Regions from separate parts of the Homo sapiens genome. Here all the other regions are linked to region 1. Evidence: chromatin loops called from intact Hi-C (ENCODE). Cell type or tissue: mammary epithelial cell. All regions are shown on one strand.

Region 1 (2,500 bases):
GGGTACGGTGGAAGAAAGACCTCATCGTTAAGGCAGAGAACATCCACAGAGCAAGATCTTGTCTCTGTAGGGCTATATTGCTTCCTTTCTAAAAAAAAGAAAGGTTTTCCTTCACAGTGCATTTACGTCAAAATTCTAAAACCTCTCACATGAGCCTATCACATCAACCTTGTCAAGTCTCACTTGTTGAAATGAGTGGGATTTGAAAACTTCTGAGTGTGCTATTACATTTTCCATTTATGTTCAGGGAATATGGCTGTGTGAAAAGGAGGCCAAGAGTTGTGGGGGTGGTGGATTTGAGGGAGAGACAACTCTAAATGAGTGAAACCAAATAGATTGATTGTTTCAGGTGGTGGAGGGTAGTCTCCAAGAAGGATTGGGCAAGGACTTTGAGAAGAAAATGCATTTTACTTTTTACATTTTTAACATTTATTGCCCTCACTAAACTACATGTTACATCAAATATCAGAGTTTAAATAAAAGAATCCAATGTTTCTTTGCTTCAAAACTGTAAACAATTTACAACTGATCTATTTATTCTCGATGAAATAACAATAGATACTTCTTTTTATTTTCTTCTTGTCTTTTTTAGAGCTCAAGAGACAAGGAAGCATCATGTAGAAATTTGATATTTCCATTAAGATTTCTCAGCTTCTGGAAAACAAATTTGATATTTGTGTCAGGTTGGAGAAAATGCAACCCTAAACCTAACCTTAATTATATTTTAACCCTAACCCAAATTCTGTGTAATAGAGGGTACTAGGCAAGGGAATGACCAGATGTTTTTTAGAGAGGGCAGAAGTTGTTTACTGATGTTAGAAAATTCACGTAACTTGGGCAGGAGAGGTGGCTCACGCCTGTAGTCCCAGCACTTTGGGAGGCTGAGGCTGGCGGATCACCTGAAGCCGAGAGTTCGAGAAAATTCATGTAACTATCCACTTCTAAAATTCTTAGCATTTGTATTGCTATCATTATAAGTGAACATCTTTCAGGTTTACCAAAAAGCTTAGCCATTTTTTAATCAAAATTTAATTTGGTGAAGATGTTTTTTAAATAAGTAAACAAATTTCTGATTGATAGAGATCAAATGTTTTCCCCTAGTAGCCAGTAGAGGGAGCTGTTGGCATTTGATTTGGCATTATAACTCGACCTGGAAGTTCCCTTAATTAATTCAATGTTTGAAATCAAACCACAGTTTAAATGTAATGATATTAATATGCAAGAATAGACGTGTAAACGTGGAGATTTTCCATTCCCATTAAACTTTCTACACAACCACAGATTTCTGGTTCTTCTGTGGGCCCCTTTTAGAGAGCTTATGTTATAGAAATGTTGGCTGCTGTAAATTAAAGCTGCTCAGAATTGAGTTCATGTACCTAGGCAATGATTCAACATTTCTGAGACTGATTGCAAGTCAAGAAAGAAAGCAGCTTCTTCCTCCAGCTCATAAAAAAAGAAAGCAAAAAAAGATGTTTGACCTAGAATTATACTTGAAGTTTTCAAAAGAAAAATTGTATGTATTAGGTTGATAATAAGTTTGATTATCTCTAATCCAGGAGGAAGAATCCTCTGTAGTTAATGTTCTGGGTATATTTGATGCCGTCCTTGTGGTGAAATATAGCATATTGATTTTTCTTATATTCCCTTCACCCCAAGTTCATTTCCACAGCTATAGTTTAAAAAGCAGTTATTCACAGCCTAGTGTTTAAAATATACTTCTCCTTTTTGTAATAGGTTTAAGCTAAAATGGATTATAAGTAATAATTTCCAAGCACTTCACCAAGTATTATCTTTATCTCAATAAACCTTAATATATAATGTACACATAAACTGCAGTTGTAACTATCTGCAGATAACCTAGCAGACAGCCGGGGAAAGGATTACTCTGATAGTAGTACTTCTCAACCAGCCTCGGAATTCAGTTGTAAACCCCCTAGGTAAGAGAAAGTTTGAAGAGAGAGTTGGAAATAATCATTCTGATTCACTTAAATGTTTCCCCTCCCTAATGTAAACATAAAAATAAACTATTGCATATTTAAATATATGATATTAAAGACATGAAATCTTACCAAACTTGAAATAGAAAATTACTCTAAAAGATAAAGAAAGCAGTGTTCTGTTTTGATACGGATTAACAGATGAACATTAAGCTCTCTACCCGATCGTCACCGATAGATTTAAGATTACTCCTTAAGGCTACACTGAAAGCATACTAGAAATAATAGGGTTAATTGTGTTCTGAGTACATAAAGAAGTGCCACTTTCTGGGGACAGTATGCCACATTGCAATTGGCAAACTAAATGCTAAACCAAAATCACTTCCCCTGTTCACAAAACATGTGGAGCTTCTTGGAAAGAAAAAAAAGGTGTTTTTTAACTGAGTGGGGACAGTGTTCTGTGCTATTTCCAGGAAGTGTGTATTTTCTCAAATCACTTATGCTTTTTAATCTGTTGGACCTGGTCTATGTTTTGTGTTGATTTCTGGGCCTTCCAATCAAAA
Region 2 (2,500 bases), 340 kb before region 1:
CAGTGGCTCGATCTCCGCTCACTGCAAGATCCGCTTCCTGGGTTCACGCCATTCTCCTGCCTCAGCCTCCCGAGTAGCTGGGACTACAGGGGCCCGCCACCATGCCCAGCTAATTTTTTTTTGTATTTTTTTAGTAGAGACGGGGTTTCACCGTGTTAGCCAGGATGGTCGCGATCTCCTGACCTCGTGATCCGCCTGCCTCGGCCTCCCAAAGTGCTGGCGTGAGCCACCGCGCCCGGCCTGATTTTACTTTTATCAGTGAAGTATTACAACATAACTTTATTGAATAAAACACAAAATAAGCACTCTCAAAATCCATTTAAACTTACATCAAAAAAAAAATTCAACCAAATATTTCATTTACCCAGAAATAAAAACTTTATGTTAGAGGACAGAAAGAAAAAGAAAATCGGGGGAAAAATGTATTTAAAAAGGTCATTATTCTCTTCGAAATTCCAGCAATGATACTAAATAGTAATATCAATGAAAAGCCAGGCTTCTAAGAAGTGTTGAGTACTTCCTGTAGCTATTATTTTACGTTCTTCATATAGAATTCTTTTTTTTGTTGTTTTGTTCTGAATACAAAGAGCCTGGCTTTTTCACTTTTATATTTTCCCACCTTAAGTTGGATTTTTACAAATGGAGGCATTCCTTAAGAGTTGACTTAAGAATTCATTGATTTAGTGCTTGATGTTAATTTTTTCAATAACCACTAAAGCCTGTGCGATACCCTTCTTTTTGCCCAAAACATGTACTTTAAAAAACAGCTAATTTTCATGGAAGCAAAAAGAATATAACCACATCCTCAAATCTGGAAAAAGTTGTATCTTACTTTCTACTTTTGTACAAGTTTCTGAGAAAATGTAATGCTCCAGTACTTTGGAAGTAAAAGTACTGGAACTTTTACTTTTTCTGAAAAGTTCTTAGAGCTACTCAGAAGAAATGAGAAAGATGCGGTATCAGGGGGAGGACAGGGTGGGAGCTGGAGGGGCGGGTTGAGCGCGGGGAGGGTAACGGATAAAGGAGAACAAAGCAGAAGTAGCATGGACTCTACTGCCCTCTAGTGTTTGGATTCCAGAAGAAGATTAAGGTGTTTCCTGGCTTTCATGTGTTCTCTTGTGGGTTTATTTTTCCCTGGAGAATTTTAACCAAATGGGAAGGTGTTCAACCAAGTGACAACATTGCCTGAAGTATCAGGAACAGCCACGTTTACTTCATCAGTCATAATGATCATCGGATTTTTTCTCTGTTTACTCAGGTCAATGAGGAAAACACATCAAACACAGAACCAGCACTTTAAAAGTATTGCTGGAAAGATTCTTTTCCCCCCCAATAATTTAAAAGCAGAGTTTTTAATCGTCTGCACATTTCCCCCAATCTCTTGCATTTCTTGTGAGCATCTAGTTCCCTTTTAACACCTTGAAAAGCCCCAGAAGTCTGAGAAAGCTGGCCCGGTGGTGTCACTGTTGCACTGTGCGTGCACAGATGAGCACTGGTTGTTGAAATCTAAATGGCTGATGCTCCTGGGGTGTTCCACATGTTTTAATGTGGGTGTAAGCTATTTCATCTGCTACACTTACTTCTCTAAAACGTGTAGGGTAATCCTTACTTTTTTATTACTAAAATTTCCTTATAAATGGAACTTGCATCTTCTTATAAAAACATTTTAATGATGTTCATCACTAATCTAAATTTATCCATTTGCAATGCACTTCCATTTACTGAATGTGCTTTATAACCATATATATGCCAATTGACTATACAATGTACACATGCTTTTCTAAGTGCACAAAATATTAAATTATCCACAAAATGGCTCTGCCTGGTAACTTGATATTACAATCACTATTATACAAACATAAACATTTAATCAAGCTTGTATAGAGAATTGTATCAACAGTAAACACAATTGTAATCAAAATATCTTTTATGTTTAGTCTTGTTTCTATGTAGTTGTCACAAGATTTAGTAGCTGGCACAATAATAAACTGATATGGTAATTTGCCTGATATTGCTATGGGGAGAACAGATAAAACTTAACTGAGCTCCAAATCACAGATATGATGTAATAATCAGTGAACTTTAATACTTGCTAAGCAAATTGTTCATCCACACTTTCCTACTCTGTTAAGGAAAGAGTTGAAGCTGAAAAATATTTCAGGTAGCTTCTTGCTAGAAATTTGTATACATTAGAATATATATATATTCTAATGGTTTAATGTCTGAACTATATATGTATTCTAATATATATTCTCTCTATATATATTCTAATGGTTTAATGTCGGAACTTTCAGAGTACAGCTCAATAAATTAATGGTAATAATTTGCTACTATTCATTCATCTCCTTTCACCAACTTCAAATGTACAAGATTAATGCTTGTTTAATTTCCTTCAATTAAGCTAACATGATAAGCTACTTTTATAAATTATTTAAGTATTGGATTCTTGAAAAAAACCAACATTTTCAAATACTTGTCTTAAATTAAAAGTCACTTATTA
Region 3 (2,500 bases), 1.2 Mb after region 1:
AGGAGTAGACATTTTCCACTAATCCAAGTAATACACAAATCCAGAATAATATAAAAAGAAAACATGTTACCAATAAAATATTCATGGATAAACATACAATAAATTTAAGAAGGTATACTCTTTAAATACAGTGGTACTTTCCTTCATATTTAATTGAAAACCGTAATTTTCTAGTTTTGGTAAATAACCAGTATCCAATAAAATGAAATAGAGTTTCATAATATACCAAATGACTAGGCATCTGCTTATAAGCATTTAAAGTAACTATGTGAAATAGTCAAATATGGACCTTGGTAAAAAATGAAAGTTCATTTTCTTCAAAATCCATCTATTTTATTCACTTAAATGCCAAATCATTACCCAATCTACAGGTTTTAGAACCTAGACAATGATTTTCATGCCAATAAATATTTAAAGTCAAACATTACTTTCGAGAGGGGTTTTAAGTAAAATTCAACATTATACTGGAATGATAAATGCAAATGATGCAAACTAATTTAATGTCTAACATCTGAAAAACTTCTCCAAACATCTCAAAGTTTATAATCTTTATTGATTTAGTGATTCTAACAAAAAATGTTTAATTTATCTCCATTTATTTAGAAAACAAAACTATTACTCAAGTTTCTGCAATTTTTCTAGACATGCATTTTTTACACTGAGAATTTGGGGATTTTTTAAGTTACTATTTCTGATAAAGATAGTAAATACTAATTCTTTTTAGGTTCACAGGCCTTTTTTTAGTATAAGACTCAGAATATAAATCAATATCTATAGCTTAAAAAATAAATCCTAAATTTGGGCATTGATTCATGATAAACTATAAATTCCTTATCTCCTGCACATCTTAGTCCTTACTTCCTCAACAAAAGATAAATTCAAGTATTTCCTCAAAACTTCACATGGTAAAAACATATAAATCTTTGAACGTTCGTGATAAAAGAATATTTTAAAAGTAAAGATTAAGAAGAAATCTAAAAAGCATTAAGTTACTATAAAAAACAATGGGGCACTTGCAAAGAAATTAAAATAATCCAGCTCAGAAAGAGCTCTCCTGAAAACAGAAGGCGAGGAGAAGAGAGAAATGGAAGAAAATCAGGCTCCCAATCTGTTCATTTCCCAGAATTTGTGAACAACCTGCTTTCTCTCAACTGTCTTTACCATGAGCATAACATACAACGTACCAGTTTTCTACTGAATACAGGTTAAGTGCCATTACATCAATGGTCAAAGTGCAACTCATTTTTTTTGTTGTTGTTGTTTAATGAATAAACACTTTCGCCTTAAAAAACAAGAAAAGAAAAACAAGAAAGTTAACACTTTCTCTTCTGACCCAGGCAATTCCATTCAGCTTTGGAATTTAAAGATGGGCTAGAAAAGATACTATGCTGCCACCTATCTACGTGAAAGGGTAGAAAGAAAATGCAGACTACAGCTTTTGCTTCAGTCTGGCTGACAGAAGAACACAGGGTCAAAGTCCACCACATGCTTTAACTGCATCATTACTCCCACAAAAAATATGTATAATAATCATTAATGCAATATCCAAAGATAGTTAGGGACCTTCGGGGATCTTATTCCATATCCTGAATAATAGAAAGGATAATAAGATGAAGTTCCTGATACTGTCTTTATTCACACATAGTTTTATACACATAATCAACAGCTGGATACAGATTTTTGCTTGTTTTAGAGAAAAATGAAAGAAACACAGGAAAAGACTTGCAAAAAACACTGATGAGGCAGTATTTTTTGAAGAATATTCCACCATAAAACATTATTTTTTTAAATGTCAATGGTAATAATGGTGACTTTGGTTCTGAAATTATTGGTAATTTTTTTCTACCTTTATGAAAAACACAGTAAATGTAATTTACAAAAGAACTGCTGAAGTAAGAACATTATTTTATTATTTAGCTTTAGAGAAGTTTGTTATACTGCTGGAATTTTACTAAAGATTTGCCCTTAAAACCAATTATTCCAGTTACAGCCTCAAGGGTTTTGTTGTTTTTTTTGCCCAGCAATGACCTCCTTCATCTCCCCATTTGGTTAATCTCTATCTCACCTATGAAGTCCACCATGAGTCTCATTCCCTACTCTACAGCACTTCTCAGACCTTATGGCCACAGAAGTTTTGCACTGCACAACTCCACAGGATACTGTTTACATAGACTATGATGTGAGTGTTGCCTCCTGGAGTTATGCAATTAGGCAGCAATGATTAAAATCACCTGGGAAGAAATTTTTTAAACAAAATGCTATTGCCATTGACACCTATGAGGAAACAGTTCGTATGAGACCAACACTCACACCAAAAACACTATTAAAAGCCAGATAAAATCCAATTAATTAATAAATACACAGCTGTTTAAAGATACTGGCAAGTAGCCAAACTCCCCAGAACTTAAGAGGCCAAAATCTCAGAGAAAGTAGACAGGCGTTAAGGTGAGCCATATATTCTGCACTGCTTTTTATCTGAAAGTACCTGTCAATTCACATT

Evidence for each region. A loop is a pair of places that touch in the nucleus more often than their neighbours do. Peaks named below come from ENCODE experiments on the same cell type or tissue, not always from the same donor. Only the 100,000 strongest peaks of a DNase experiment are listed, where the experiment ranks them.
Region 2: it touches region 1 in a loop (13-fold over the local background); 2 of 110 quality-filtered maps call a loop at or near these places.
Region 3: it touches region 1 in a loop (5-fold over the local background); 2 of 110 quality-filtered maps call a loop at or near these places.

Annotation. Positions count from the first base shown.
Region 1 is chr9:13,426,608-13,429,107 of GRCh38, forward strand. The region is part of intron 1 of LINC01235 (long intergenic non-protein coding RNA 1235); the gene reads right to left. Among named protein-coding and RNA genes, the nearest start is that of LINC01235, 3.5 kb to the right of the region's middle. In mammary epithelial cell, a CTCF peak has its summit at 1,107 (motif pointing right); no DNase peak of the experiment used is centred here.
Region 2 is chr9:13,087,874-13,090,373 of GRCh38, forward strand. No RefSeq gene overlaps it. Among named protein-coding and RNA genes, the nearest start is that of SNORD137, 120 kb to the left of the region's middle. In mammary epithelial cell, CTCF peaks have their summits at 1,065 (motif pointing left) and 1,455; no DNase peak of the experiment used is centred here.
Region 3 is chr9:14,651,554-14,654,053 of GRCh38, forward strand. The region is part of intron 7 of ZDHHC21 (zDHHC palmitoyltransferase 21); the gene reads right to left. Among named protein-coding and RNA genes, the nearest start is that of ZDHHC21, 41 kb to the right of the region's middle. In mammary epithelial cell, a CTCF peak has its summit at 1,392; no DNase peak of the experiment used is centred here.